Regions from separate parts of the Homo sapiens genome. Here region 1 is linked to region 2. A link is an interaction called in ENCODE POLR2A ChIA-PET data of the cell type or tissue named here. Cell type or tissue: PC-3. All regions are shown on one strand. Each heading gives the region's core, and the rest is flanking DNA. Links, peaks and the distances in the headings are about the cores only.

Region 1 (16,225 bases), core at 4,548-12,547, 110 kb after region 2:
GTCAGCTCTCCCTTAAAATGTACTTGGAATCTATTTTTCATCACCTCCACTGCATCCATCTTAGACCAAGCCATTACTTCTTGGCCTCGTGATTAAAGTAGTTTCCTAACCAGTCTCCTAGCGTTGTGCTTTTGTCCCTCCTTCTTCTCCCCTCCCCCTCCAGATTTTTACTACAGTAGCCAGAATTCTCTTTCTAACAGGTGAGTCAGAACATGCAGTCTTACACTTAAAACACTCCAATGGATCTCCCTTTCAACGCTTTTTGGTTTTAGCATCTTAAAATGTCATTTAGCATCTTAAAATGTCCAAAATCAAACTGCTGATTTTGCCCCGAAATCTTTTGTGTCCGTGGTCTTCCCCATCTTAGTAAATGTAACTCCAGGAGTGCAGAGCTATTTGTCTTTTTTTTTTTTTTTTTTAAATCTGTACCACTTACAGCAGTACCTGGCACTTGGTAGGCACTCAGTATTTACTGAATAAATGAGAAGAAATGAGTCTTTCAAAGAGCAGGGTAAGAGAATAGTGTTCTAGGTAATATGAACCATAAGTGCAAAAGAACCTGACGGGGCCCAAGTTTGGCATGTTTAAGGAACTGAAAAGAAGGCCAGCCTGGGCATGGTGGCTCATGCCTCTAATCGTAGCACTTTGGGAGGCTAAGGCAGGAGAATTGCTTGAGCCCGGGAGTTTGAGACTAGCCTGGGCAACATAGCGAGACCCTATTTCTGCAAGAAATTAAAATATTAGATATGGTGGCTTGCAGTACTCAGGAGGCTGAGATGTAGGACCTGCAGTAGTGACCCCTGATTGCTCCACTGCACTCCAGCCTGGGCGAGAGCCAGACCCTGTGTCAAAAAAAAAAAATGGCCAGTCTGGGCAGGAGCTTAGGTACTGTATAAATTTCCTGTTGCTACTGCGGCAGTGAAGTCATATGTACTGTTGTAAAGTTCTGGTGGTCAGAAGTCCAGAATGAGGCTCAAGGGGTTAAACATCAAGGTGTGGGTAGGGGTTCTGGAGAATCAGTTTCCTTGCCTGATGCAGCTTCTAAACACCTGGGATCCCTTCCCCATCTTAATGCCATGAGCACAGCCTCTTCAAATCTCTGTCTCTCATCTCTACTTTGCTTGTTTCATCACCTTCTCTCACTGACCCTCCTTTGTTTCCCTTGTAAGGACCATTGTGATCACGTCATCTGACCAGCCTGGGTAATCCAGGATGATCTCTTGACCTCAAGATCCTTAACTTAATCTCATCTGTGAAATTCTTTTTGCCAAGTAAATTTACATATTCACAGGTTCCAGAGATTAGAACCTAAACATTTTTGGGAGGGGTGAGGAGGTATTCAGCCTACCACAGTTAATGAAGAGTGAGTGGCCTGAGATAAGGTCTTAGAGATTGGCAGGGACCAGATCATGATAGGTCATGATAGGGAGTCTGTTTTTCAGTCATAGTGCTGAGAGGTTTCAGTAGGGGAATGATAGGATTTGATGTGAAAAAGTCTCCCTGGCCGCTGGATGGCGATTAGACTGTTGGGATCGAGAGCAGAAGGCCTCAGCTTTTTATTCATAACATCATACGGTGGATCTCAATCTTGCTGTACGTTATGATCACACCTCAAAGCAATTATATCTGAACCACTGAGGGCTGGACCCAAGTATCAGCCTTTTTTTGTTTGTTTGTTTGTTTTTTAAGAAAAAGCATTCTAATTGTAGCCAGGGTTGAGAACCACTAGTCTCATAGATCTGAATCCATTTTACCTTTTCAGCCTTAGCTCAGTAGGAGCTTCTCGCATCCATCACTTACTGCATGAGCTACTTGACCATTTCTTAGACAAACTTCCTGTATTCCCACCTGTGCCTTTCAAAATATACCTAGTCTAGGGAGGCCTACGCGGACTGTCAGGGCCCAGCTGACAAACTCTCCTCCAGAAAGCTTCTCCAGTGCCCTGTAGTAGGAATGATTTGCTTCCTTCCCTGGCTCCCATTTGCACTTAGATTTCTCAGCCCTGATCACAGTCAGCTGTATATTATCGTCTCCTTTGCTTATTTACTCATGCCTTCAACAAATACTGTACCACTTGGCTGAATGCTCTGCTAGACACTAGGATTTACTACAATGCAAAGACAGTCTTGGTTGGGCGTGGTGGCTCACACCTATAATCCCAGCACTATGGGAGGGTGAGGTGGGCGGATCCCTTGAGGTCAGGAGTTTGAAACCAGCCTGGCCAACGTGGTGAGACTCTGTCTCTACTAAAAATACAAAAATTAGCCAGGCTAATTAGCCGAGACACACTCCTGTAATCCCAGTTACTCAGGAGGCTGAGGCACTAGAATCTAGCTTGAACCCAGGAGGTGGAGGTTGCAGTAAGCTGAGACCATACCACTGTACTCCAGCCTGGGCGACAGAGCAAGACTCTGTCTCAAAAAAAAAAAAAAAAACCTTGTCTTCTAGGTCCTCCAGCAGCTTAATCTATATGGAGGTAGGAGCGGGTAGATGTGCAATAAGAATACTCTGAGATGATTGTTCAAATGGAGATTCGTCCAAGTGCTGTGGGAACATGGGGATTTCAGAGACAGGTTTTCAGCTATTTCAGTATTTGAGCTAAAAAACTTGAAGGATGATTTGGTATTTGGTGGTGAGCAGGGCATGAGGAAGGGAAGAGTTTTCTGAGACAACATGTGAAAGGCAGGAGATGGGAGAGAGATTGTAGTGTTCTTAGAGACCATGTAGTAACAGTATTGCTTCAGTGCTCAACAGTGCTCAATGAAGACAGTGTCAGAAGCAAGTAGGGGGCATTAGATTCTGTGATCTTCTATGCTTTATGTGAAGGAGTTAAATTTTATCCTATACTTGTAGGGATGCCATTGAAAAATTTGAGCAGTAGAGTGACATGGTGTGATTTCCATATTGGGAGGATTGCTCTGGGTAATGTAAAGGAGAGGCTGGAATAGAGAGGGATAAAGGCAGGGAGGCTGGTGAGTGCCACTAGGAGAGGAACAGGATCAGGTTTGTTGTAGTTGAGGGGAATTGCAGTGAATTGAGGCGTGAACCACTCTTAGAAGCCTAAGGTTATGGGGCCGGGCATGGTGGCTCACGCCTGTAATCCCAGCAATGGGAGGCCGAGGCGGCTGGATCACAAGGTCATGAAATCTCCTGGTTAACACGGTGAAACCTGTCTCTACAAAAAAAAATACAAAAAATTAGCCAGGCATGGTGGCACGCGCCTGTAGTCCCAGCTACTTGGGAAGGTGAGGCAGGAGAATCACTTGAACCCAGGAGGCAGAGGTTGCAGTGAGTTGAGGCCACGCCACTGCACTCCAGCCTGAGCGACAGAGCAAGACTCCATCTCAAAAAAAAAAAAAAAAAAAGCCTAAGGTTGTAAAAGGAAGCAATGCTTTGGGAAGGTAGAGGATTGAAGGGGAGATTCAGGATCAGGGTTCTTAAAAAAATCTTTTTTTGCCTAATAAGTGGCCTTGAAGAAGTTTATATGCATATGCTGATTAGAAAGATTCAATAGAGGCCGGGCGTGGTGGCTCATGCCTGTAATCCCAGCACTTTGGGAGGCTGAGGCGGACAGATCACCTGAGGTCAGGAGTTCAAGACCAGCCTGGCCAACATGGTGAAACCCCGTCTCAACTAAAAATACGAAAATTAGCTGGGTGTGGTGGCACACGCCTGTAATCCCAACAACTTGGAAGGCTGAAGCAGGAGAATCGTTTGAACCCGGGAGGCGGAGGTTGCAGTGAGCCAAGATCGTGCCATTGCAGTCCAGCCTGGGTGATGAGCAAAACTCCATTTCAACAACAACAAAAAAGAAAGATCCAATAGATAGACTTGAAGATAGAAGAAAGTGTAAATACAGGGGAAAATGATGAAACAAATCCCCGAGGAGGCATGAAAAGAAGTTATTCTGAGCACAAATAATTGGTTTAGCCTTGGATAAGAAGAGGAGGAGTTGTGAGAAGGGGTCATGGAACTAAGGATGCAGTCAGATGATTTTGTGAAGGAGCCAGAAACCTTGAGATTATCCCCAGTAGCCTCGGCTTGCTCTGTGACTTGGGAGAGAACAGGTGAGGAGGACAGGTGTTAAGTTGTAGTAGCCTCATCTGCACCCTAGAGTTTTCTCAGATGGTGCAGCCTAGGGGCAGGGATGGAGGAGCTGAGACTTCGATTATTCTCTGGGTTTTTTGCCAGATGATTTGAGGAGGCGGGTGGAGGATCTGCATGTGTCCTTTTCCTAGGTTTTGAATTCCTGATGCTGTAACCACATTATTTTATCTTCTATTTTGATGAGTATGCAGCTTTGCATTGCAGTGGCTGTGTAAACACTGAATTTTGTTTTGCTTCTTGACCATTTATTTTTCCTACCAGGATAGTAATGATGACACTGAAGATGTTTCACTGTTTGATGCGGAAGAGGAGACGACTAATAGACCAAGAAAAGCCAAAATCAGGTAGGAGGAGAGAAGTTGCATGAGCTGTGTTAGTGTCCAGTGCTGTTCTGTATGTATGTCAGTGCTAGCTGATGGGAGTCAAGGCAGAGTTGTTTCAATGTGCTTGTGAATACTGCATGTTGCTAATTTGACGTTTAGTGTACGACAAAGATGACATTTCAGATTTTCTTGTGAATAATTGGCATACTTAATACTGAGTTTTAAAATCAGCAAATCCAATTATTTGAACACCTGTGTTTTTAATTCTGTGCTATTTTCCAAGAATGTACCATTTCTTTATATAGTTTCTATAGATACATTACATTTTGATTTATTGTGCACATTTCAAAATCACATAACATTTCTATTCTAAATTTAATTCTCTCTAAAGAAATTCACTTACTGAAAGCAAATTCTACTTGAACCCTGCTAAAATGCTGTCTTTTACTTTTCTTTCATCTTTCATGCCAGTCACAAAAGACCACATATTGTATGATTTCATTTATATGAAATGTCCAGAATAGGCAAATCTGTAGAGACAGAAGATAGATTAGCTGTTGCTAGAAGCTGAGGGGTTTGAAGGTAAATGGGGAATGACTGCCAGTGGGTACAAAGATTCTGTCTGGGGTAATGAAAAGTTGTAAAATTGGAGTGATGGTTGTACAAATCTGTGAATGTACTAAAAACCATTAGATTGTTTACCTTAAATAAGTAAATTGTATGATATGTGAATTATATCTCAAAAAAGCTATTAAAAAACAAGAAACAGGCTGGGCACGATGGCTCATGCCTGTAATCCCAGCACTTTGGGAGGCCGAGGCAGGTGGATCACGAGGTCAGGAGATTGAGATCATCCTGGCTAACATGGTGAAACCCCATCTCTACTAAAAATACAAAAAATTAGCCGGGCGTGGTGGCAGGCGCCTGTAGTCCCAGCTACTTGGGAGGCTGAGGCAGGACAATGGCGTGAACCCAGGAGGTGAAGTTTGCAGTGAGCCGAGATTGTGCCACCAAACTCCAGCCTGGGCGACGGAGCGAGACTCCGTCTCAAAAAAAAAAAAAAAAGAAAAGAAAGAAAGAAACAAACTACCTGATAACTTTGTCTTAATGTCTGAGTGATTTCTGAGGGCTAAGGAATTCTTTTGGTGTGATTTGAAAATAGGATTCAAATTCTAAGATACAGTTTCCTTATTTCTCCAAGAGAGATAAAATTCTTTATTATCTATTTTGTGAAAGTTTATATTCAATGAGGTGTTAAAGTCATCTGTGCATAGTGTATTTTCTGTAACTACAGGGCCTAGTCAAATAGTGGGGCTTAAGAAAAAGAGAGCTAGGAGGTTTGCTTCATCCTACTAAAGTCACCTCTTTTATTTTGACAAAACTCTTCACAGTTACACGATGGCTAAAACATTTTTCTCTACATTTGCTAGTACCTGTAGTAAAATGTAATTGCATTTCTTTCATTGTGTTTTGGTTTTCAGACATCCAGTAGCATCGTTTTTCCACTTATTCTTTCGAGTCAGTGCAATCATCGTCTATCTTCTCTGTGGGTTGCTCAGCAGCAGCTTTATTACCTGTATGGTGACAATTATCTTGTTGTTGTCGTGTGACTTTTGGGCAGTGAAGGTAATTTTGATTGTTTTTATTTTAAAATTATATTTAATATGAAAATGATGTATAAAAATATGAGTTAGCATTTTGCATTATTGTTAATCTTTTGTTACTTCAAACCTCATCTGTGTTGAAGTGCTAGATATATCAAATTGCATGTAGTTTTTTTTTTTTTTTTTTTTTTTTTCATTTTTTCCCTTTGACAATACAAGATGAGACATGCAGGTTACTGTGCTGCTGATTTTTCTGTGCCATATTCTAACCTACATCAGCTTTAAAGTCAAATAAACAAACAAAAGTGACTAGCAACCATAGACCCTACAATGTTGCTTCTAATCCATACCATGGGTTTTGCTTCAGGCTTACCTGTAGGTGTGTTGTATATAATTTCTAGATAAGGCCCCAGTGTAGTTTGTCCACAAATACCTAAAAAATACCTACCTTTTGAAAAGGCTCCTATGGATGCTTTAAGGCAGTGTTTCTCAACCAGAGACAAGCTTGCCACCCACTGAATATTTGTCAGTGTCCAAAAATGTTTTTGGTTGTCATGACTGGAGGTGGGAGGAGTGTGCTATTGACATCTAGTGGCTAGAGGGCAGGTATGCTGCTAAATATCCTAACACACAGGACGGCCCCTCTGCAACAAAGAACTACCTGACCCAAAATGTCAGTTGTGCCAAGGTTGAGACACCCTGCTGTAGGGGATAGAAAGAAGTGTAAGAAATGGTTTCAAACTCAAGAACAATGATTAGAGAGATGGATGGATGGATAGATAGGTACATAATAAATAGATAAGTAAGCATAATAAAATATTAAATATGGACTCTAGATGATAGATATTTGGGTATTCACTGTAAAATTTAACTGTGTGTGTTCGAAAATATAGTAAAATAGTGGAGAAAAAAATCAAAGGCTGATTTTGGAGTTTCAGAGACACATACTGATTCAAAGACTAGTAAGATGTTACAACCCTATTCACACCCACCAATGTAGCCATTTTTAGATCTTTTAATTCTTTTTTTTTTGAGACGGAGTTTCACTTTTGTTGCCCAGGCTGGAGTGCAATGGCATGATCTTGGCTCACCGCAACCTCTGCCTCCTGGGTTCAGGTGATTCTCCTGCCTCAGACTCCCGAGTAGCTGGGATTACAGGCATGCACCACCACGCCTGGCTAATTTTTTTGTATTTTTAGTACAGACGGGGTTTCTCCATGTTGGTCAGGCTGGTCTCGAACTTCTGACCTCAAGGGATCTGCCCACCTCAGCCTCCCAAAGTGCTGGGATTACAGGCGTGAGCCACTGCGCCTGGCCATCTTTTAATTCTTAAAGATACCTGAAGTGGTTGGCTTGGTGATGGCCAGTTTCCATAGGCCGCATAATGCTGAGAAGGAAGATTTCAAAGGTCTGTTTTCTTTAGGTTTTTCTGTTGTCCAGTCTTCTTTGGCTTGCATTTCTTTGAATTTCTTCTGTTACTTTATGCTCCAAAGTATTTAGTACATACTGCTCACAGTTTTGATACACGTTTCTTTTTGTTGTTCATAAAATTTCTGTTCAGCCAAATAGAACATGCTTTCCAGTCAGTTCTTCCTGGTAATTTCCAAACTCTTAAAATTTTTCTGGGTTTAGAGTTTTAAAAAATGCGATCAAAATAGTTTATTTTCTGATAAGGTTTATTTGTTTATTTTTGTTTTTAAACAAGGGCTTAAAAAATGGCACCCTTTTATCCTTGGCAAAACTACTTATAGATAGCAAAGCAATGGAGATATAAAGCAAAATTAAGAAGTCAAGAATAGGGAAATTATTAAGTGGACTTGGGATAAGCAGGGTTCTGAAACAGTTAAAATAGAGATGTGTCGTAATTGTTATAAATCTCAATGTACTTACTAAAAAAACAAAAAATCAATCTTCATCTAAACCCCTAGGTGTCCAATCTTTTGGTTTCCCTGGGCCACAGTGGAAGAAAGAATTATCTTGGGCCACACATAAAATACACTAACATTAGCTGATGAGCTTAAAAAAAAAATCGCACACAAAAAAATCTCATAATGTTTTAAGAAAGTTTACAAATTTCTCCTGGGCCGCATTCAAAGCTGTCCTGGGCAGCATGAGGCCTGTGGGCAGAGGGTTGGATAGGCTTGCCCTAGGTGATGTTAATGAAGATAAAGAAGAGGTAGAGAAGGGAAAATAATTTAAAGGTATGCTTAAATGCTAAAGCTTATATTGGTTTTTATTTTATTCTTCACTCTGACAAATTGAGTAAAAAAGGTTAAATAATGGTTTTAAAAATTTAATGGCAACTATGGCTGGGCGCGGTGGCTCACACCTATAATCCCAGCACTTTGGGAGGCTGAGGCGGGTGGATCATGAGGTCAGGAGATCGAGACCATCCTGGCTAACATGGTGAAACCCCATCTCTGCTAAAAAAAAAAAAAAAAAAAAAATGAGCCGGGCGTGGTGGCAGGTGCCTGTAGTCCCAGCTATTCAGGAGGCTGAGGCAGGAGGCGGAGCTTGCAGTGAGCCGAGATTGCGCCACTGCACTCTAGCCTGGGCAACAGAGCAAGACTCCATCTCAAAAAAAAAAAAAAAAATAATGGCAACTATTAGTAAAATTTAAAACCAGTCGTGTATCTTCTGCAACATTGGAGAAGATGGAGCAAGTAAAACAGTTCATAGAGCAAAAGAAGGAAAACAAAGCAACTGTCAAGGAAGCTTAAATCAGAAAGTACATGTATAAAGTGATGTAAGTAATAGCAAATTCATTATAATAGGAAATGTAATTTGATTAAACTACCCATTTAAAGACAAGAATACTAAGATTGGTCAGAAATCAAAGTCCAAACAAAAGATCTAACAACATTAATGACATTAGAAAAAATAAAAGAAGGCAAAGATAACATCAGATCAACTCAAACAAAAAGAAACTTGGCATTGTATTATTATCAGATGAGATATGGATCAGAGTAAGAAAGCACTAAGAGGAACAGAAAAAGGTGATTTTATGAATCACAGTGAAGATCATTCACAGAGTAAAATTATATCAAACTATGTATAGTAAAAAAATTGGAAATATTAGAAAATAGAAAAGCATTATGATGAGTTTAACAAACTACTATCTTTAACAAACCAAAGTGCCAAAAAATAAATAAGTTCTGAAGGATCTGAATGAAATAATTGGCAACATCAATTTGATAGCAGTATTTGGGACTTTGTATGACAGAATACTTTCTTGTTAAATGCCTGTGGGGCATTTACAAAAATTGACTAAATATCACTGTGAAGAAAATCAAAATAAAATTGCCCAAAGCACCTACATTTTCTACTCCAATGAAACAGAACTAGAAATTAATAGAAAGTAGTTGTCGAAATTGGAATTCTTTTTAAAAAGCGAACTACTACATATCTTGGGTTTAAAAGGAAGCAAAAACTGTAAATATAGGTTATTTATACCTTAATGGTGATCATTTACAGTTAAACTTTCTGAATATGTCAAAAACTGAATTCAGAGGGAAAATAATAGACTAAAGCCTTTTATTTTAGACAAGAAAGAGGGAAAATAATGGACTACTTGAGTCCAGAAATTTCAAAAACAAGCAATAAGCGTGAGAAATCAGGAAAATAAACTAATAAAGATAAAAGCAGGAAATAAAGAGTTAGAAAATGGGAACACAGAAGAGTTTGAAAGTATTCTGAGAGCATTCTTTGAAAATACCTATAGAAGAGACCTCTGGTTTAGGTCTCCCTTGCCAGCTCTTTTTTTTTTTTTTACTTAGCATCTCTCCCATAGGAATTTTGGTCTCATAAGACTCTTCCTTTTCTTCTCCTGTATTCCCTTCCTAAGGAGTGCCGTTTATGCTTCTGGTTTTAATTGCTGATCTGTAAGCTGTGTTGCCTCCCAGATCTGTATCTCCATTCAGGTTTGTCCTCACAACTCAAGGCCTCTCCATGTGTCTTCTTGACGTTTTTATGTGGCTGTCTTGAAGGCATCTCAAATCTTTTTTTTTTTTTTTTTTTTTTTTTTTGAGACAAAATCTTGCTTTGTCACCCAAGCTGGAATGCAGTGGTGTGATCTCGGCTCACTGCAACCTCTGCCTCCTGGGGTTCAAGCCATTCTCCTGCCTCACCCTCCTAGATAGCTGAGACTACAGGCATGCACCACCATGCCTAGCGAATTTTTGTATTTTTAGTAGAGTCAGGGTTTCACTATGTTAGCCAGGCTGGTCTTGAACCCAAGTGAGCCACCATGCCTGGCCAGGCAACTTATATCTTAACATGTGTAAAATACTACTTGTCATCTTCCACTCCCCAAAAGCTCTTCTTCTTTGAGTGTTCCCTTTCGTGGGGCCTGGAATCACTATTTTTTTACTTGAGCAAACCAGAAATGTATCAGTTGCCTCCTTCCTACTCCATATCCAATTAATGACCAAGTCCCATAAATCCATAGATTGTACTTTCTTCATTAGGGCATCAGTGCCTGCTGCTCTATCTGGAATGCTCTTCTTCCTCCCACATCACCTTCATACAGGGATTCCTAATCTTTTTATGCCATGGGTCCCTTTCATAGACTCATGAATAAGTTTTCACATATATAAAGTACATAAGATTTCAAAGGAAGTCACTTATATTGAAATATAATTTAAAAATATTAGAAAAGTAAATTTCTGATTGAGTTATATGTGTAGTAGTTCCCCCATTATCTGAGGTTTCACTTTCTGCGGTTTCAGTTACTGCTATACACTACACTAAACAGTAAGATACTGTGTGAGGAGAGAGAACTACATTCACATAACTTTTATTAGATTATGTTGTTATAATTGTTCTATTTTTATTTCTTATTAATCTCTTACTGTGCATTATTTATAAATTAAGCATTATCATAGGTATGTACTTACAGGAAAAAATATAGCATATATAAGGTTTGGTATTAACCACAATTTGAGGCATCTGCTGGGGGTCTTGGAATGTATCCCCTGCAGATAAGGGAGGACTACTATACTTTATGAATTTATTAATGGTAAGATCTAGTGGCAGGTCTAATAACTACTTTCAAAGCAGTGGTGAGCGTAAACAATATGTTAAGATAACTGCAGCAAGTATAGTACAAAATGAAAAATGTCTGTGGTTTCTATTGTGTCAGGGTGTTTTTAATTTTACCTATATTCATAGTTTGTTGTCTACATTCATAATTTAATGATATGCTAACTACTTTCAAAGCAGTGGTGAGCATAAATAGTATTTTGAGGCCGTGCGTGGTGGCTTACGCCTGTAATCCCAGCACTTTGGGAGGCCAAGGCGGGTGAATCACTGAGGTTGGGAGTTCGAGACCAGCCTGACCAACATGGAGAAACCCCATCTCTACTAAAAATACAAAATTAGCTGGGCATGATGGCGCATGCCTGTAATCCCTGCTACTTGGGAGGCTGAGGCAGGAGAATCGTTTGAACCCGGGAGGCAGAGGTTGCGGTGAGCTGAGATCGCCCCGTTGCATGCCAGCCTGGGCAACAAGAGCGAAACTCTGTCTCAAAAACAAAAAACAAAACCAAACAAAAAACAAAACTACAATATTTTGAGGTAACTGCAGCAAATATAGTACAAAATAAAAAAATGCCTGTGATTTCTATTGTGTCAGGGTGTTTTTAATTTTACCTACATTCATAGTTTGTTGTCTACATTCATAATTTAAAGATATGCTAAATTTTAGCCAGAGGTTAATGAAAATGAAGGTAACATTTTTTTTTAACCCATCGAGGTTCACAGAACCACTGAATCTATTAGTGGACACCATTAATTAAACATCCATGGTACTGTTGATTCTTATTTATCTTTTATATTTCATTCCAAATGTTGACTCCTCAGAGAGTCATTTTCTGATACCCAGACTAGATCCAATTTCCCTGTTATACTCTTCAAGCATCTCACACTTTTCCCTTGCAGGACTTAACTCAGTTGGTAATGGTACATTTGTGCATTGGTTGTCTGCCTCTCTTCACCTCTTTCCCTGAGGAAGGAGTTGGTATCTGTTAGTCACTGTTGTATTACCAGCACATAGTAGATGCTCAGTAAATATTTGTTGAGTAAATAAAGATTAGGAAAGCTATCAAACTAATTTATTACCTTAGTAAGTAGGAAAAGAGCTTGGTAACTTGAGAGACTGACTGAAGGCCAGTGTCTATAATCATTTTCAGGGATATGTAGTTGTAAAATACATGTAGCTATAGTCAGGATGTAAAGTAGGTCACAGTAACCAAATAGCAAGGGGTTTAGGGAAAATTAGGGAACTGGAGAAAGGGCAAATTGTTCATGAGGGAAAAGAGAAGGTGTAATGTTTATGGGTGGACTTGTTGCTTGCTCTGTCACCTCTACCCCTATTAGTCCTGCCATTACCATTTTACTTAATCACTTAGCCAGGCCTGATACATAGTAGTCTTTGCTAACTGGATATTATGGAGGTAAAGCTGAAGGTTTTTGTTTGTGAAATGTTACACTAAGATAGGAGCTTGTGATAGATCTTTAAATAATGCTTTTAAAATGTGCCTGTTTATATTAATCTTCACCAGAATGTCACAGGTAGACTAATGGTTGGCCTACGTTGGTGGAATCACATTGATGAAGATGGAAAGAGCCATTGGGTGTTTGAATCTAGAAAGGTAAAGTGCCTTTTTTGTTTTAAATAATGTTATCAGCTAAATTATTTGTAGACTATATTTAAATACTGGAAGATGAAGTATTCAGAATTAAAAACACTATACCAAATCACTTGGCATGTCAGCACTAAAGGAGATGGCCTTCTAGAATTTAATGCATTTTTCTGTCTAGTTCAGACCAGAAACAAGCAATATACAGAACAGAATCCTTTGAGGGAAGACACTGGGTCTGAGTTCATACAGTGTGCTAAGCTGCCTGTCAGGGATTGCTGATAAAAGATCTCTGTGTTGCCTTTGTTAGTGTCTCCATAAATCCCTCTATGCTCAGCAGATAACTGCTTTTAACATCTTGTTCTGTCTTTGCTCCTGTGGTCGTCTTTCATTTCTGGGCAGGAAAAAGGAGGAGGAGTGCAGCTGGATAGAATATCTGATCGGAGCACTCTATTCCTAAGCTTCTGCCTTCAGGAGCCCTGGGGATCCTGGTCTGTTTTGGGTTAGCCTGCTACACTATAGTGAATATTCACTTTCCTTGTGGAAATAAGTTTTGGAAGCAGAGGACCAAATTCTTGGCGACAGTACACCAAGGGTATTGACAAGTTATTTTAAGAAAGTGGCACTGTGTTCAATGAGCCTGTATTCTTTTATATTATAGAATCTACCTTGGAAACAACTTACCACCCTTGTAACTTCCTGGGTATTGCTAAGACATTTTGATTATTGTCCAGAATCCCTTGATTCCGTTTTTTTTTTTTCCTCTGGACCCTAATTTGACCTTTTAGTCTCCAGAATGATTATAACTGTGATTTCCTTGATCATTGGTAGGAAAGGTATCATTTAGAGCTTCCTTATGAATAAATAGTACAAGTGCAAGAAGAATTGAATAGAATCCTATCAGAGACCACTCTTTACTGTCATGAGTTGTGGTAAACCATCCATCCTGCCCTGAAAATGCAAAATTCTTGAGTTAATATAGATCAGTTCCTAAAATTACAAGAGTGATAGTCATGTATTTTTGGGTTCTAACTTAGGAGTTGGGCTGTGTGTATTAATATTTGAACTTGTGGGTAATATGTTTTTTATTAAACATGTTGAACTTTTTATTGATAAATTTCACAACATGATAATTGAATTTATGTTCTTTTATAGGAGTCCTCTCAAGAGAATAAAACTGTGTCAGAGGCTGAATCAAGAATCTTTTGGTTGGGACTTATTGCCTGTCCAGTACTGTGGGTGATATTTGCTTTTAGTGCACTCTTCTCCTTCAGAGTAAAGTGGTTGGTGAGTATCAGTGTAGAACTTTCAAATAATCCATTAAGATGTCTGATGGTAATCATAGGAAGCAACAACTACAACTGAGTCCTTATCATTAGGGACCTATCTTGAATAGGCAGCTTCATCATGTAATTCCCAAGTTTTGCTTCCCAACTTTACCTTTCTCTATAATACTGGAGAAGAGATCCTAAAAAACCCCTTCCCACCAGTTTTCTAGATTATTAGTGGTCTTTTCTGGAAATAATGGTTGGTAACCTATTGCTGCCTAACAAATCACTCCAAAACATAGTGGCTTAGAGCAACAACAGCCATTATCTCACAGTTTCTATGGGTCAGGATCTTGGGAAGGGCTCTGCTGGGAGATTCTGGCTTGGGGTCTTGAGTAGTTGTAGTCAGACAGTAGTTGGAATGATGGGGGTTGTGAGCCATCTCCTCTTCATGAGGTCCCATGGCCTCTCCACATGTTTTTCCCTGTGCCTTCGTTTGGGCTTCTTCATGGCATGGTGGCCTCATGGTGGTGGGACTGCTTACGTGGCAGCCCAGTACTTCACTTGTGGGGTGTTCTAGCTCGCAAGCTTTTACAATCTAGCTAAGATGTCATAGCATCGCTTCTGCTGCCCACTCACATTCAAGGAAATGGGAATTAGGCTCTGCTCTTGATAAGGAATAAGAAGGTGCTAGAAGACTTTGTGGAAGAGGAGATATTGTTGCTGCTGTCTTTGGAAAATATAGTTTGTCACTTGACCCAATTTGTGAGTCTTACTCTTTTTTATATCTCATATTATTTTTTCTTATTCTATCTTATATCTGATATGAATAAATATTGTGTGAATTTTCACACAATATTTATTGATATCAGATATATTTTGGCCTTAATTATGTTTTTCCTCCTAATTTGTAGTATTTTCTTAGTCCTATTTTGCGATATAGATTCTTTTTTTCTTTGTGTGTGCTCATACATTCATACTTTCCTTCTTTGGATTTGGAAGCTTATTGGAAGCTTATTGTCTTTTTTCAGTTCTTCTGGTAGTTACCTTTAATTACTTTATATGTTTATATCATTACCCTCTTTCATGAATTAGGAAATTTATTCAGTATTTATGGAGTTCCTGCTCTGGAAAATGGGAAACTTTACGCTAATATGGTTTCTTTAACTTCTCCCTCCTCCTACCTCTAGAGTTTTGCTTATTATAGTCTTATTTTAGTCCTTCTAGTGGTTTTCTTTGTAACATTAATTAATGTACTTAAACCTGTTTATTGACTTAATAGACTCTGTTTAGAAAGGGAAGAAAATAAACACTCATATTCCTTCCTATGAGTTTCCTCCTTTCTCTCTTGTTTGTTCCAATGTTATTTTTGTGTTACCAAGTTTTATAATAGTTATCTTTTGAAAACATATTTCTTACTGGTTGTTTAGTCTTTGATCTGTTTTTTAAAAAAGTCGATTCATTGCCTATCACCAGTCTTACTGCAGCTTCTCCTTTTACTTATTGGTTGGCTACATTTTCTTTTGACTCATGTTTAAACATATGAGCCTATTGACTATTCTTAAATGATGACCTGGCTGGATTAATATTCTTGGGTCACAGTTTGTTTCTTTTTGGAAGATGCTATTCCATCATTTTCTTTCACTGAATATCTTGGAGAAGTCTGAGGCCAGGCTTACTTAACCTTTGTAATCTCTCCTCATAAGGTGTTTTTTTTTTTAGTTCATGTAACCCAGATGTATCTGTATTTATCTTTCCATATCAAGTTTTCTGGAGTCTGTGCCTTTCTGACAGGCAGACCAAAGTTTTGCTTGGAATCAGGAAAATTTTTTCTGTTAAATCTTTGCATTTATTTATGTTCTATGGTTTGACCTTTCATTTTGAAGTACCAGTTACGTTTATGTTGGATCATTTTTATTTGTTCTCATCTACTATTTTCTTGTTGCTTTAATTATTCATCTTTTCCTTATTTATTCAGCAATTTTAAGAGTTCACTCTTATGTCAGAGCTGTCTGGAGACACAGGGGGATAAGTTAGGGGACAGTAAACAAGTTGACTGCTCCAGTAGAGCTTATGTTCTAGTGGAAGGTAGACAAACAGTAAAAAATACAACAGGGGATGTTAGTTAATGATACAAAGTAATGGGGTAGAGAGTGCAGAGGAGAGAACAGTAACTATTTTAAGTGCTCAGCTAAGGCTTCTCTCTGTATTTCCTTAGCTTTGTCAGCTCCGTTTTCATCTCCTGTTATCTCACCCTCATGCTTTTTGAGTTCTTTTCTTTAGGT
Region 2 (15,349 bases), core at 4,793-12,792:
TTGGCCAAATCAGACCTTAGACACATTTTCTTTGGGCCACACTTTTTATACAAACTTTTAAAACTAGTTATACACAGTTAAAAATAGGGAGATTATTGCTGGACGCAGTGGCTCACGCCTGTAATCCCAGCACTTTGGGAGGCCAAGGAGGGCGGATCACGAGGTCAGGAGATCGAGATCATCCTGGCTAACACGGTGAAACCCCATCTCTACTAAAAATACAAAAAAATTAGCCGGGTGTGGTGGCGGGCACCTGTAGTCCCAGCTACTCAGGAGGCCGAGGCAGGAGAATGGCGTGAACCCAGGAGGCAGAGCTTGCAGTGAGCCAAGATCGCACCACTGCACTCCAGCCTGGGAAACAAAGCGAGACTCCATCTCAAAAAAAAAAAAAAGGGGGGGGGGAGATTACAGACAAATGCAAATTTAGGGTTTCTCTCTTGAAAAAAACTGGAAGTGTACTGAACGACAACCACCATTTAGAGCAGGGATTGGCAACTACAGCCTGCTGCCTACTTTGCTAAATAAATTTTTACTGGAACATACCCATTCATGTATGCATTTTCTAGGGCTGCTTTCATACTACTGTGGAAGATCGAATGGCTGCAGAGACACCATGTCCCACAAAGCGTAATTATTTACTGTCTAGCCATTTACATAAAAAGCTTGCCAGCCATTGAGCTAGAGCTACTCCTTTCAGTTGAGGCCTGTACTCCTCTGGTTCACCAGTTTCCACTTTGCTTGCTTAACTCAGTGATATTACCTCCTGGCCCATGTAAGTACTCAAGTTTATGACTCCAGGTATACAAAAGGAAGGGAGATTAAAATCAAATTTTGAGTAATTAGAATATTTAATTGTTCAAAAAAGAAGGCTAAGAAGATACACTCAGAGAAGTAAGAAGTAATTCCAAATGGATTAAGAACCTAAAGAAAAAATTAAAGAATACACTAGTAAACAGAGGCAAATATATATGTAACCTTGGATTAATGAAACACATTTTAAGCAGCACTGAAAAGGCAGAAAAAAAAAGATTATAAAAAATTAAACTTGTACATCAAAATGCATAGCAAAACTGAAAGTCAAAAACTACAAAAAATATCTGTAACATAAGAAAAGGTAAAAACCTCATATATAAGGACCTCTTAACAGATCACTATGAAAACTGCAATACCCCAAAAAAGGGAGATGGGTGGTGAGTGGTAAGTCACAGAAACTGATAGGTCTCTGAGGTGAAACAGATATATCCATAATCACAGGGAAAGACTTTTAAACTGTTTCAATATTCAAAAGTATAACTTTTTTAAAAATAATAATATCCAGGAAGGATTTTCTTTATGAGCTATATATAATACTAAGTATAGTAAATAAAACAGTCTGGTATTAGACATAGACAGACAAGTAAACCAGAGAGACAAGAAACAGAACTAAGTATGCTGAGGAACTGGGTTTACCACAGGTAGCATTACAAATCAGTAACATAAAATTATTCCATGAACAATGCTGGACTTATTGGCTTTCAGCACGGAAAAAGACAAAATTAGTTTTCCCATTTCATCATATACAAAAATAAATACCTGTAAAACAAAATTGAACATTTTGGAATAAAATAATCTTTCTGACACTGGGATAAAGTAGATAGACAATTCACAAAAAGCAATATTTAAAAAAAAATTTGTTATTAAAAATGTTTAATTCTATATGCCTAACACACCAGAAAATAAAATAAGCCAAAGATTAGAAGAACCAATTTCTTCTCACTGACTTGCAATGCTACTTCTGTCATAGATTAGTACCTAAAATACATGAAGAACTCCACCAAATCAAGAGAAAAGATATAAACAGCCCAATCTCAAAAAACAGGCAAAGGGTATCAACAGGTAACTCACAAGAAACTTGAATAGCCAAGTAACATGAAATGCTCAAACTTGTATTTATCACTCAGAGAAATGAAAATTTTAAAACATCATTTTGCATCCATCAGATTGACAAAAATTAACAAGTCTGATAACTCAACTGTTGGCAGTTCCTAGTAAAGCTAAACATGTGATGATTTAAGACCTACTAATTCTTCTTCCAGTTATCTCCCTAAACCAGCTCTCAAGATGAACATAAGGAATCAAAAAAAGGATGATCACTGCAACTGCTACTAATGGCAAAAAAATAAACTGTTCAGTTTATTCATACAGTGGACTTATGACTCCACAGTAGTTAAAATGAATAAACATAATTCATATATATTAACATAGATTAATATCAAAATACAATGTGAACTTTAAAAAATCAGACTACATAAGAAAAAGTGTAACAATAAAACATACAGATTGTTTTACATACATATGTATATATCTCTGTGTATACACACACATACACAAACACCGAAATGATTCACACCAATTTCAAGATATAATGGTTACTTCTAGGGGAGAAAGAGAATAAAAGGGTTTCTTTTCTTTGCTTTTTGTTTTTTTTTTTTGAGACACAGTCTCCCTCTGTCGCCCAGGCTGGAGGGCAATGGCATGATCTCGGCTCACTGCAACCTCTGCCTCCTGGGTTCAAGCAATTCTCCTGCCTCAGCCTCCCAAGTAGCTAGGATTACAGGTGCCTGTCACCATGCCCGGCTAATTTTTTTGTATTTGTAGTAGAGACGGGGTTTCACCATGTTGGCCAGGCTGGTCTCAAACTTCTGACCTCAGGTGATCCACCCACCTTGGCCTCCCAAAGTGCTGGGATTACAGGCGTGAGTCACCACACCCAGCTGAGAATAAAAGGGCTTTAACTGAATATGTAATATTTTTATTTCTTAAAAAATAAAAGATATCACACACCTCAAAAGGATGGCTAAAATGAAAACAAGCAATATTAAGTGTTGACAAGCATGTGGAACAACTAGAACGCACATATTCTGCTGCTGGGAATGTAATTGGTACAATGACTCTAGAAACCTCTTTGGCACTATCTACCAACAGTGAGTATGTATCTATCCTCTGATAAAACAAGTCTACTTGTATGTATACAAGGTCTGTTCCGCATGAAACTCCTGCTGGGGAAGGACTTCCCTGCCTCCCCACCCAAGGGCTACTTCCTGACCAAGATCTTCCACCCGAACTTGGGCGCCAATGGCGAGATGTGCGTCAACGTGCTCAAGAGGGACTGGACGGCTGAGCTGGGCATCCGACACGTACTGCTGACCATCAAGTGCCTGCTGATCCACCCTAACCCCGAGTCTGCACTCAACGAGGAGGCGGGCCGCCTGCTCTTGGAGAACTACGAGGAGTATGCGGCTCGGGCCCGTCTGCTCACAGAGATCCACGGGGGCGCCGGCGGGCCCAGCGGCAGGGCCAAAGCCGGGCGGGCCCTGGCCAGTGGCACTGCAGCTTCCTCCACCGACTCTGGGGCCCCAGGGGGCTTGGGAGGGGCTGAGGGTCCCATGGCCAAGAAGCATGCTGGCGAGCGCGATAAGAAGCTGGCGGCCAAGAAAAAGACGGACAAGAAGCGGGCGCTACGGCGGCTGTAGTGGGCTCTCTTCCTCCTTCCACCGTGACCCCAACCTCTCCTGTCCCCTCCCTCCAACTCTGTCTCTAAGTTATTTAAATTATGGCTGGGGTCGGGGAGGGTACAGGGGGCACTGAGACCTGGATTTGTTTTTCTAAATAAAGTTGGAAAAGCAAAAAAAAAAAAAAAAAAAAAGAAAGAAGAGAATTATTCCCTTAAGATAAAATAATATGTAAAAATCACTAAGTAGCCCCTAAGTAGAAAAGACATTATGAGGAAAAATGACCTTTAGCCTAGAATCTGCATATACATAACTAAATCAACATTCAGTGGAGATTAAGTGCCCAAAAATTAGAAGAAAAAGCCAGAACAACAAAAATGCAAACCATTGCACAAACAGCAGGAAAACTACAAAAGAGGAAACAATAAAGCACAGGAAACAGAATTATAAAAATCACATGGCAAGAAAAGTTTGAAACACATGTATTATATGTGAATGAGCAAATTTCCCTTATAAAAAGGTTTTTTTAAAAAGCCACATCCTATATACAGAATAGGCCATCAAAACAAAATATTATTGCTGGGTTGGGTACTGGTGGGTAGATGGAAGGAAATATAGTATACCATATGTCTGAATACAGTAGTGCAAGTACAACAAAAAATGTGAAAAAATATACATAGTAGAGAGAGGCAGGGACTGAATTTGAGGGGGAAGTAGCATTACCTTTACATTTCTGTATGTCTGTGTTGTTCACTTTATTACATTGAAGAACTAAAACTTTTAATATTTTTAAAAATCTAACAAATCAAAGGTAAAAAATAGCCCAGGCAAATTCTAACAAGAAAAAAAGCTCCAATATTGCATTTTAAAAATCTAATAAAATGCAAAAAGAACAAAGAGAGTTTTAAAAATTTTCCATAATAGGTTCAATCACCTTGATGCTGTTAACAGTGTTGAATCTGATATCAAAGTATTGAAATATATATTCACGCTTCTGGTACCAGTGCCCTAATTTTCCCCTAGCTACTATGCCTGGCCACTTTGAATCTGTGTAGCTCAGGTAGTACTGACGCCATCTCTGACTCACGGGTGGGATGTTTGTGCGTGCACGTGAATGTGTGTGTGTGTAGGTATATTCTATAAAGAATTACACTTAAATTTGGCCAATATCTCATCCAGGAATGGGCCTAATACCCCATTAGAGTCAATCCCAGCACTTCTGCAAGAATGACTAGAAGAGAATCTGCCCTTTTTCTCTGGCCTTCAACACAGGAAGATGTAAGCCTAAACTCGTTAGAGGCCAACACTAGGAGAAAAACTTGTTTGGCCATAAAACCCATGGAGAGCAAAGGTCAGTAAAATGAAGAATTAGGTTTTAACATTCTTGTTTGAGCCCTATATGTAGCCAGACCTAGATTTTTCAGTTTGTTAGTCAATAGTTACTTCTTTTCACTTAGACCCATTTGAATTGATTTTATCCGCTGCAACTTAAAGCTTCTTGACTAATAAAGTCTTCAAGACTAATGTAAGACAGTTGAGAAGCCAATGGAGACAGGCAAGTACATAAAGGAAGTGACTTTTACAAACACTATGAATGTGCAGTATCTACTTTTTACACTTTGGATTACAGAAGCAAAGAGAAAGGCTGATTGAGGAATCTCTGGGTTGTGGTATGCCACACACATCATGGAAAGCTCCTTTTTTCCTCCTCAACTTTTTTTTTTTTTTTTTGAGACAGTTTCACTCTCACCCAGGCTGGAGTGCAGTAGCCCTATCTGGGCTCACTGCAACCTCTGCCTCCTGGGTTCAAGTGATTCTCATGCCTCAGTCTACGGAGTGGCTGGGATTACAAGTGCGCGCCACCACGCCCAGCTAATTTTTGTATTTTAAGTAAAGACGAGGTTTCACCATGTTGGTCAGGCTGGTCTTGAACTCCTGACCTCAGGTGATCTGCCCGCCTTAGCCTCTCAAAGTGCTGGGATTACAGGCATGAGCCACCGTGCCCAGCCCTAACTTCTTTTAATAAAAGTTTCAAACATACAAAAGTTGAAAGATGAATGCAATAATCACTGATATAGTACAATCACCGCCTAAATTCAAAAATTCTTTTTTTTTTTTTTGAGACAGAGTTTCCCTCATTGCCCAGGCCGGAATGCAGTGGTGCGATCTCGGCTTACTGCAACCTCCACCTCCTAGGTTCAAGTGATTCTCCTGCCTCAGCCTCCAGACTAGCTGGGACTACAGGTGCGTGCCACCATGCCTGGCTAATTTTTTGTGTTTTTAGTAGAGACGAGGTTTCACCGTGTTAGCCAGGATGGTCTCAATCTCCTGACCTAGTCATCTACCTGCCTTGGCCTCCCAAAGTGCTGGAATTACGGGCATGAGCCACCACGCCCAGCCAAACATTCGTAATATTTGTCATATTTACCTTTTGGGAGAGAGGGGCCAACAATATAAAAGTAAGTTGCAGGCATGATCATACCTTAGCTTTCGTCATCTCAGAGGGCTGGATTCTAACTGTAACTCTTTAAATTACGCCTTCATAGGCTTTCCTTTTCCAGTGTTTCTTTGAACTATGTGAGTATTTATTATTTTTACAATCACTTCAGCATTTAAGTGCTTTCTTAGATTGCCACTTAAAGTCACATACATGCTGTTTCCTCTAGAGAAACAAGTTTTAAGAGGTATGTGCCACATTATATTTAAAATAGTTTCTCACATTACCAAGCACAGAAATGAGCATAGGAGGCTAAGAAAGGGAAATGCTGCTTACCTATCTGTTGAGGGACAATAAACACTAAATAGGGAAGAAATCCATCCAGTGTTATAAGTAGAAAACATTTTCTTCTGAGTCCATTAGTCTCCTGACTAGTCTCTTAGATTTAGAACTCAGCTCTGCAGATGGGCTTTAGTGGATAAAGAAACTCCACATCACAAAGAAGGGAGTGCATCTGTACTCTAAGAAACAAGGTGTAATTCCAATAATCAGCAGACTCACTCACCTGGGATCTGGCCGTGAGGCGCAGAGCAGCCACTTCTCCCTCTTCTGTGCTCTTCTCTTGGAAATGGGGAGAATCCTGGGAAGACAGAACTAACGACAAGAAAGCAGTAATGATGAGACCTAGGCTTAATGTGCCACTCAGATTTAAAGTCTAAAAACCGCTTCAACATACTATATGTGCTGCCTACAAACACTGAGACTGAAGGTACCCCCAAAACAACCGACCTCCTCCCAGGACCCTCTTCCCGGGATATGCGGGAATATTGCTACTCTGGGCTCGAATTCAGTTGCTATAATCATAACACATTCTGTAAGATGGCATCCTCTGATCTAGAAATTAGAATATGTCAGTAAATTTCCCAGCTTAATCTATACTCGTTGGTTCTCACTCTGAAAGCTTATTTATAATGTAGATTGCTGGACCCCACCTCAAAGTAATAAGCATTAGTTGAGCCTGGGGTACAATCCAGAAATCTAACAACCACCCCAGGGGGAATTCTGGTGTAGGAGGTCACAGCACAACCTTCACGAAACTGGTCAGGTAGAATGGAAGTCAGTCATTAACTACTACGCCTGTTTTCTCCTATGTAAAACAAAACATTTTTGACAACCAAAGAGGTGAATTCTTGCCATAGAAGTTAACATTTCACTCACATTTTGGGGGTAGCTTTGAAGGGTCCACTGTGTGCCCAGCTGCCATGGAAAGGGCGGTGCTCCCATACCAAGCTCTTCAGTCTCACTTAAAAAGCCCATCCATCCCCAAGACAATGGAGACAGCCAGCCAAGAGCCACCTCCCCTGAGCCAACCGTTTTCCCTTCAGGAGCAGGAATTTCGTCCTTCCACGCTACAAGTTCAACACGTCCGCAATTCTCACCTCCTTTCTCAGGCATTTCAGCCAAATCTGTCTCCATGATCACCACCTCCTCCTTGTTCTGGAGATTCTGCTCTTCACCCCAATTCAGATCTCCCTGGCCAGACGAGTTAGAAGCCCCCCGGGCCTCGTGGTCCCACTTCCTGCCTTCCCTCCTGGGCTCTGATGAAAGGCCTGGGTTAGATCGGGTCTCTTTCTCACCGTGGAGTCTGCCTCAGTCCTACGGCGCTGGAGCCTGGAAGCCCGGGGACAGCATCCCTGAGGCTGGGTCCTCAGATGTCTGTCCCTACCGCTTGAAGCTGTCCCTGGGGGAACCGGGCGCCTGGAAGAGGTGACGCTGGGGCATCAGGAGTTTGGACAAATTCTGCCGCGCTCGGGGCACTGGCCCAGGACCCCGCGACCACCCCGCCCGTGGCACAACCGCGTCCCCCGAGGAGAGGATCAGGCCAGAGTGAGAAGGGACAGGGCTCATGGTCTGCCCTCGAGGCCCCTTTAACAAACGCGCACTCTAGCCCCGACTCGGCACAGAACGACCCGGGGAACTACCGCCGAGGCCGAGCCGAGACGAGAGACATCACCACAAGCAACTCACCTCCCATCCCGGGCCTCACAAAGGGGACGAACTTCTTTGGCCAGCTCGGAGTCGCGCATGAGTAAGAAGGAGCGGAGCCAGGCGTGCTGCTCTCATTCCGCCCGGAACTACAATTCCCAGAAGCGCCTTGGCATCGCCAGACTCCGGTTCTCCGCAGGTGGGAGCACCCATGGTGAGGTTGGGAGAATCGGCCGATCGAAGAGCTCCGTCCGTCTCGCGAGAGTATGAGGCAGCATCTCCTGTGTCTAATCCTCAGGGCAAGGGAGGGAGGGAGCAGCGGAGACGCGGACCGGAGTCAGGGTCCGTCCCCGCGCTTTGTCTGCACAAGTTCCTGTGGCACAGTGCTTAGGGCTGCTGAGTTCAACCCAAATTACTCCGGTGTAAGATACGTTAAAATACATAGCTTTTATCCATATTTTGTGCGCCCAGAACTCATCCTTTTGCTTTCAAAACATACGAAGGATGTTTTTAGGAAGAGCAGGTCCCTCTTTGTACACTCAGTCAGATGTTCCTGTATCCACAGACTACTTGTAATCCTAAAATTCATGTATTTAAAACGAGTTGAAAAGATTGAACCTGTTGTAACAAATTTAAGCAATAGGTTCTTTGCAGACATAAGCATTAGTTTAAACGTAGCATAAAAGGTGGTTCTTTCAAGGGAGGGTTATTCAGTCTCTCCAATTCTGTTAGAGGACTAACCCATCCACCTCCAGCTTCGTGTCTAGACTGCCCTCCTTTTCTCAGTGAATGACATTACTGCCCACTCACTCATTTGCACAAACCAGAGCCTGAATATTCTTAACTCTTTGATCTCACCATCTATTTATCACCAAGTCCTATTCATTATATCTTAAATAACTCAATTGTTTCCATCTTTCTCTATTCCCAGTAGCATTACCTTAGTTGGGGCCACCACCATTTCACTAGGATTGCCGTTGCAGCCTGGTAACTGGATTCCCTAACTAAGGTTTTCTCTACCACCAATCTGTTCTCGACACTTTCTGGCTAGTGCTCTTTCTAAAACAAGAATATGCTATTACTTTAGTGCTTCAAACCGTTCAGTGGCTTTTAGAAACTTCAAGGAAAGATGATTTCCAGCTCCCAGAAGGGATTTGTAACTCCCGTTATCTCAGCCACCTGGTAGTTACACCTTTGTGCAATCCCCTCTTGTGTATGGACTGGGACTTGCTTCTAACCAATACAGTGCAATAAAGGTGACATAAAAGTCTAACGTGTGTCTTGCTAGGAGACTCCTCTCTTGCTGGCTTTGATGAAGTGGTGGTGATGTTGGGGAGGCCCATATGACAAGGAACTGAGGATGGCCTCCAGCCAATAGCCTGCAAGAACCGAAGGCCCTTGGTCCCACAACCTGCAAGGAGCTGAACCCTTTGGACAGCTCTGTGTGCTTGGAAGTGAATCATTCTTTGTAGAGCCTTCCCATGAGAACCCTGTCTTGCCTGACATCTTGATAGCTGGCTGCAAAGGACTCACTTAAGCTGTGCTCAGACTCTCACCCATAGAAACTATGAGATAATAAACGTGTGCTATTTTGGACCACTGAGTATGTGGTCATATTGTTATGCAGGAAAATTTAATTCCACTTTCTAACATAAAAGAGGATCTTCTTTGTCAAAATCCAATCTGGGAATTGTCTGGAAGAGGGAAAATTGTTGGATTGAGCAACTATTGAAAAGTTGATTTGAAACCCACAGGAAGACAAATGGCTACAGTTGGTCCTAGGAGGTGTGTGGCCTGTACACGTACTTTTAAAAAGCTATCCTAAGAATGATAAAGGAGGATACAGGAAATATCAAGCAAGAACTTGTCATAAAAATAAAAACAACGAAACTGTGTGTCAAAATATGATGGTTAATACTAGATTGGATAGCAGAATGTGTAAAATTGAAAAGTGAATATCTAGAATATTCTAGTGAAGCTGCAATATCAGGCTAGGGAACTCTACACTTCCAGAAGATATCAGGAAGGGAGAAAAAGTTGAAAAATACGAAAGAAATATTAAGCAGTATGGAGCCTGACTAGACTTTATGAGAATCCAGAAGGAAAGAAAAACAGAGAGGAGGAACTATTTTAAGAAATAATCAAGAATTATGGAAAAATAAAAAATTAAAGACTTCATAGTGAAATTATTCATAGAGAGTCAAACAAAATTATGAAAAGACACCACATATTACGGTGAAATCTAACGAAGAAATTCTAAAGCCTTCCAGAAACAAAACATAGATCACCTACAAAAGAAAACAATCACAATTAAAAAAAATCCTCAGTGTTAAAAACAGTGCCTGGAATAGTACCAGGTAGTGTCAGATCTCCATCAGCCCGGACAGTGGGAACTAACTGGTGCATTCCCCACACTTACCTTCCAGTGGGTTGCTGATGAGAGAACCTGAAAAAACCTAAACCTCGGCCGGGTGCAGTGGCTCACGCCTGTAATCCCAGCACTTTGGGAGGCTGAGGCGGGCGGATCACAAGGTCAGGAGATCGAGACCATCCTGGCTAACATGGTGAAACCCCGTCTCTACTAAAAATACAAAATATTAGCCGGGCGTGGTGGCAGGCGCCTGTAGTCCCAGCTACTCGGAAGGCTGAGGCAGGAGAATGGCGTGAACCCGGGAGGCAGAGCTTGCAGTGAGCTGAGATCGCGCCACTGCACTCCAGCCTGGGGACAGAGTGAGACCCCGTCTCAAAAAAAAAAAAACAAAAAAAAAAACCCTACACCTCTACAGCAGGTCGAATTCATGACCTGAAGCTGAATACTTCCAGCATATTTTTCCCAGTAGATAGGAATAAAGTATCTTTGCAGTGCTCTGTTCCCTCCGTCTCCCCAAACATCTGACACCCTAAAAGCCATCCAGCAGCTATGGAGCCTGAGCGACACGTTGATTTGTGTTGTCACCTGACCAAGCCTAAAGACCTCCAGCTCAGTCCCCGACCTTCATCCCACCCCCCAGATGATAAAATTCAGACCTCTTTCCTGAAAGGCAGAGGTTAAACATTCAGGACTGTTTCTGGCCGAGGACTTCTTCCAATTAAAACCCCCACCGTGGGCTGTCTCCCCTCATTTCATTTTTCTAAAGGGGCAGAGGCCTCTTTTGGAAAATAATAAAATTCAATGTGTGTGATTTACTTTTCTGATCTCTTTGAGAAATACAGGAATATAAAAGTATGTTCTTAATTCCAGAACACTCTTTTTGCATAAATACCTCATTGGGCAGCTTTCTAACTGTGATTTTCCTGAGTCTCCCTTCGTTGGATCTGCCGGAAGACGAGTCAGGGAACCTTTAGTGAGGGTACTTCTTCCTATTTTTCTTCTGTTTTTGGAGGCATACACATTATGCATAACCAAAACAATGGCTCAATTGTGTTTAACTTTGTATTTTGATTGTTGAGAAGAATAAAAGGTATCAACGTGAAAAAAAAAAACAGTGCCTGGCATTTTGTGGCTTCTCAACAAATAATAATTAAATAAATAAATCTGATTTGTCAATAGCAGGACTGGTTACAAGAAGAAAATGTAATATTGATAAATAATATTTGTACATATTTATGGGGTACATGTGATATTTTGATACATGCATAGTACATATAATAATCAAGTCAGGGCATTTGGGATATCCATCACCTTCAACATTTATCATTTCTTTGTGTTGGGGAAATTTGAAATGTTCTTTTCTAGTGATTTTAAAATATACAATATATTGTTGTTAACTGCGTTATTAAAGATTCTTATTCTTTCTATCTAACTGTGTGTTTGTACCTGTTAATCAACCCCTTTTCATCACCCTCCACACCCTTCCCAGCCTCTGGTAATCATCATTCTATTCTCTACCTCCATAAGATGAACTTTGTTGGCTGCCACATGTGACTGAGAACATGCAGTACTTGTCTTTTTATGCCTGGCTTATTTCACTTAACATGATGACCTTCAGTTACATCCATCTTGCTGCAAATGATAGTATTTCATTTTTTATTATGGCCAAATAGTGTTGCATTATGTATATATACCACATTTTCTTTATCCAGTCATCCATTGATGGACACTTAAGTTGCTATTGTGAATATGGCTGCAATAAACATGGAAGTGCAGGTATCCCTGTGATATACTCATTTCCTTTCCTTTGGATAAACACTCAGTCATGGGATTGCTGAATCATATGGTAGTTCTATTTTCAGTTTTTAGGCCGGGTGTGGTGGCTCACGCCTATAATCCCAGCATTTTGGGAGGTTAAGATGGGTGGATCACTTGAGGTCACGAGTTCAAGACCAGCCTGGCCAATATGGTGAAACTCCATCTCTACTAAAAATACAAAAAAGAAAACATTGGCCAGGTGCAGTGGCTCACGTAATCCCAGCACTTTGGGAGGCCGAGGTGGGTGGATCACTTAAGGTCAGGAGTTTAAGATCAGCCTGACCAACGTGGCAAAACCCTGTCTCTACTAAAAATACAAAAATTAGCCAGGCATGGTGGCACATGCCTGTAATCCCAGCTACTCGGGAGGCTGAGGCAGGAGAATTGCTTGAACCCGGGAGGCGGAGGTTGCAGTGAGCCCAGATTGTGCCACTGCACTCCAGCCTGGGTGACAGAGTGAGACTCTGTCTCAAAATAATAATGATAATAAACAAACAAAAAACAGAACAAAAAAAAAACTATCTGGGCATAGTGGCGTGCACCTGTAATCGCAGCTACTCAGGAGGCTGAGGCAGGAGAATCGCTTGAACCTGGGAGGGGGAGGCTGCAGAGAGCCAAGATCATGCCACTGCACTCCAGCCTGGGAGATAGAGCGAGACTCCGTCTCAAAAGAAAAAAAAAGGCTGGGTGTGGTGGCTCACGCCTGTAATCCCAGCACTTTGGGAGGCTGAGGTAGGCGGATTACCTGAGGTCAGGAGTTTGAGACCAGCCTGGCCAACATGGTGAAACCCCATCTCTACTAAAAATACAAAAATTAGCCGGGCATGGTAGCACACACCTGTAATCCCAGCTACTCAGGAGGCTGAGGCAGGAGAATTGCTTGAGCCCAGGAGGCGGAGGTTGCAGTGAGCTGAGATCATGCCACTGCACTCCATCCTGGCCAACAGAGTGAGACTCTGTCTCAAAAAAAAAAAAAAAGAAAAGAAAAGAAAGAAAAAATAGTTTTGCTGTATATAGTACCCTGGGCTGATCAGCATAAAAAAATACACATTCACAACCATAAAAAATGGATGGGAGGTGGGGAAGAAACATAGGTGTGGGTTTTAATAAATTAGGTACAAGCACCAGGAGAATAAAAATAGGATGTAAAATATTCAAAGTGACTGGCCGGTGCATGGCTCACGCCTGTAATCCCAGCACTTTGGGAGGCCAAGGCAGGTGTATCACCTGAGGTTGGGAGTTTGAGACCAGCCTGACCAACATGCAGAAACCCCGTCTCTACTAAAAATGCAAAACTAGCCAGGCATGGTGTTGCATGCCTGTAATCCCAGCTACTTGGAAGGCTGAGACAGGAGAATCACTTGAACCTGGGAGGCAGAGGTTGCAGTGAGCCGAGATCGCGCCGTTGCACTCCGGCCTGGGCAACAAGAGCAAAACTCCATCTCAGAAAAAAAAAAAAAAAAAAAGAAAAGAAGTGATTATTCCATGGAAACTGAGAGAAGAGGAATAGAAGAAACAGAAAGTATGGAAAAGAGAAAACACAACCCTGTGTCAAAAAAAGAAAAGAAAACACAAAATAAGACCTATTATATAATTTATCACGATAAATGTAAATGGGTCAAACTTATCTATCAAAAGGCTGAGAATCTCCATTTGGATTAAAAACTAGTAAGTAGGGCCAGACACGGTGGCTCACGCCTGTAACCCCAGCACTTTGGGAGGCCGAGGAGGGTGGATCACAAGATCAAGAGATCAAGACCATCCTGGCCAACATAGTGAAACCCTGTCTCTACTAAAAATACAAAAATTAGCCAGGCATGGTGGTGGGCGCCTGTAGTCCCCAGCTACTCAGGAAGCTGAGGCAGGAGAATCACTTGAACCTGGGAGGTGGAGGTTGCAGTGAGCTGAGATGGTGCCACTGCACTCCAGCCTGGTGACAGAGCGAGACTCTATCTCAAAAAAAAAAAAAAAAAAAAAAAAAAAAAAAAACTAATAAGTAAAAAAAACAAAATGCAGCAATATTTTTTTTCAAAACGTACATTGGAATTCAAGCAAAACAAAAATATTAAAATCCAAGTTATTACTAAATATAAACCAGGCTAATATGAACAAAAAATAGCCAGATAACAATGTTATTATTAATAAAATTAAATTTGGTTGGGTGCAGTGGCTCACAACTGTAATCCCAGCACTTTGAGAGGCTGAGGTGGGAGGATCACAAGGTCAGGAGTTCGAGACCAGCCTGGCCAACATAGTGAAACCCCATCTCTACTAAAAATACAAAAATTAGCTGGGCGTGGTGGTGGGTGCCTATAGTCCCAGCTACTTGGGAGGCTGAGGCAGGAGAATTGCTTGAACCTGGGAGGCGGAGGTTGCAGTGAGCCGAGATTGCACCACTGCACTCCAGCCTAGGCAACAGAGCGAAACTCCATCTCAAAAAAAAAAAAAAAATTAAACTCAAGATTAAAAAAACATTATAATGGACAAAAAATGGACATTATTTTGTAAAATTTGAGAAGAGGTATGACCTATTGTATTTGACCTTATTTTTACTTTTTCTATTGTTCCTTCCTTGCTTCCTGATACTCCATGATACTTTCATTTATTATATTCTTTTTGTTTAGAGAAATTCCTTTAACCATTCCTTAAGGCTAAATCTGATAGCGACAAATTCTTGTAGTTTGCATACATTTGAGAATGATTGGATTTCCTTTTCATTCCTGAAGGATAATTTCACTGGATACAATTCACAGTTTGCAGTTCCTTTTCTTTTTTTCTTCGAGTTGACAGCACTTAAAGAATGTGTTATTTGTTTCTGGCCTTCATGATTTCAAACATGAAACCTGGTGTCATCAAATTGGTGTTCCCCTGGATGTAATGGAAACATTTCTGTCTGCTGCTGTTAATAGTTGTTTTATCTTTAGTTTGCAGCATTTTAATTATGATGTGTCTTGGTAGGAATTTATTTGACTTTATTTGGGGTTCGTTCAGCTTCTTGAATCTGTAAGTATATGTCTTTCATAATTTGGAACGTAAACCAGATTTGGGAAATTATATTCTGCTATTTCTTTAAATATTCTCAGTCCTACTCTTTTTTTTCTCTCCTGGGACTCTGATGTTAAGATTCCTGGATCTTGTGTCATTGTCCCAAAGAAAGGTCCAGAGGCTGTGTTCATTTATTTTTAGTCCATTTTCTTTTTGTTGTTCAGACTGGGTAAATTACAGTGATCTCTCCTCAAGTTCCCT

What was found. Peaks named below come from ENCODE experiments on the same cell type or tissue, not always from the same donor. Only the 100,000 strongest peaks of a DNase experiment are listed, where the experiment ranks them.
Region 1: POLR2A ChIA-PET joins it to region 2 with 14 read pairs; 2 of 35 experiments call an interaction of 5 or more read pairs at or near these places.

What each region holds. Positions count from the first base shown.
Region 1 is chr17:18,784,985-18,801,209 of GRCh38, forward strand. It overlaps TVP23B (trans-golgi network vesicle protein 23 homolog B), which reads left to right. Exons shown (of 7, transcript NM_016078.6): 2 at 4,369-4,451; 3 at 5,912-6,056; 4 at 12,595-12,684; 5 at 13,828-13,959. Among named protein-coding and RNA genes, the nearest start is that of TVP23B, 12 kb to the left of the region's middle. In PC-3, for the core only: no CTCF peak of the experiment used is centred there; no DNase peak of the experiment used is centred there.
Region 2 is chr17:18,674,248-18,689,596 of GRCh38, forward strand. FOXO3B (forkhead box O3B) reads right to left here and starts at 8,067. Exons shown (of 4, transcript NM_001368135.1): 1 at 7,957-8,067; 2 at 7,368-7,599; 3 at 6,494-6,582. The coding sequence starts at 7,404. It also overlaps the pseudogene ZNF286B and the pseudogene UBE2SP2. RefSeq lists an enhancer at 7,557-8,062. In PC-3, for the core only: no CTCF peak of the experiment used is centred there; a DNase peak (open chromatin) is centred at 8,034; H3K4me3 peaks cover 471 bases.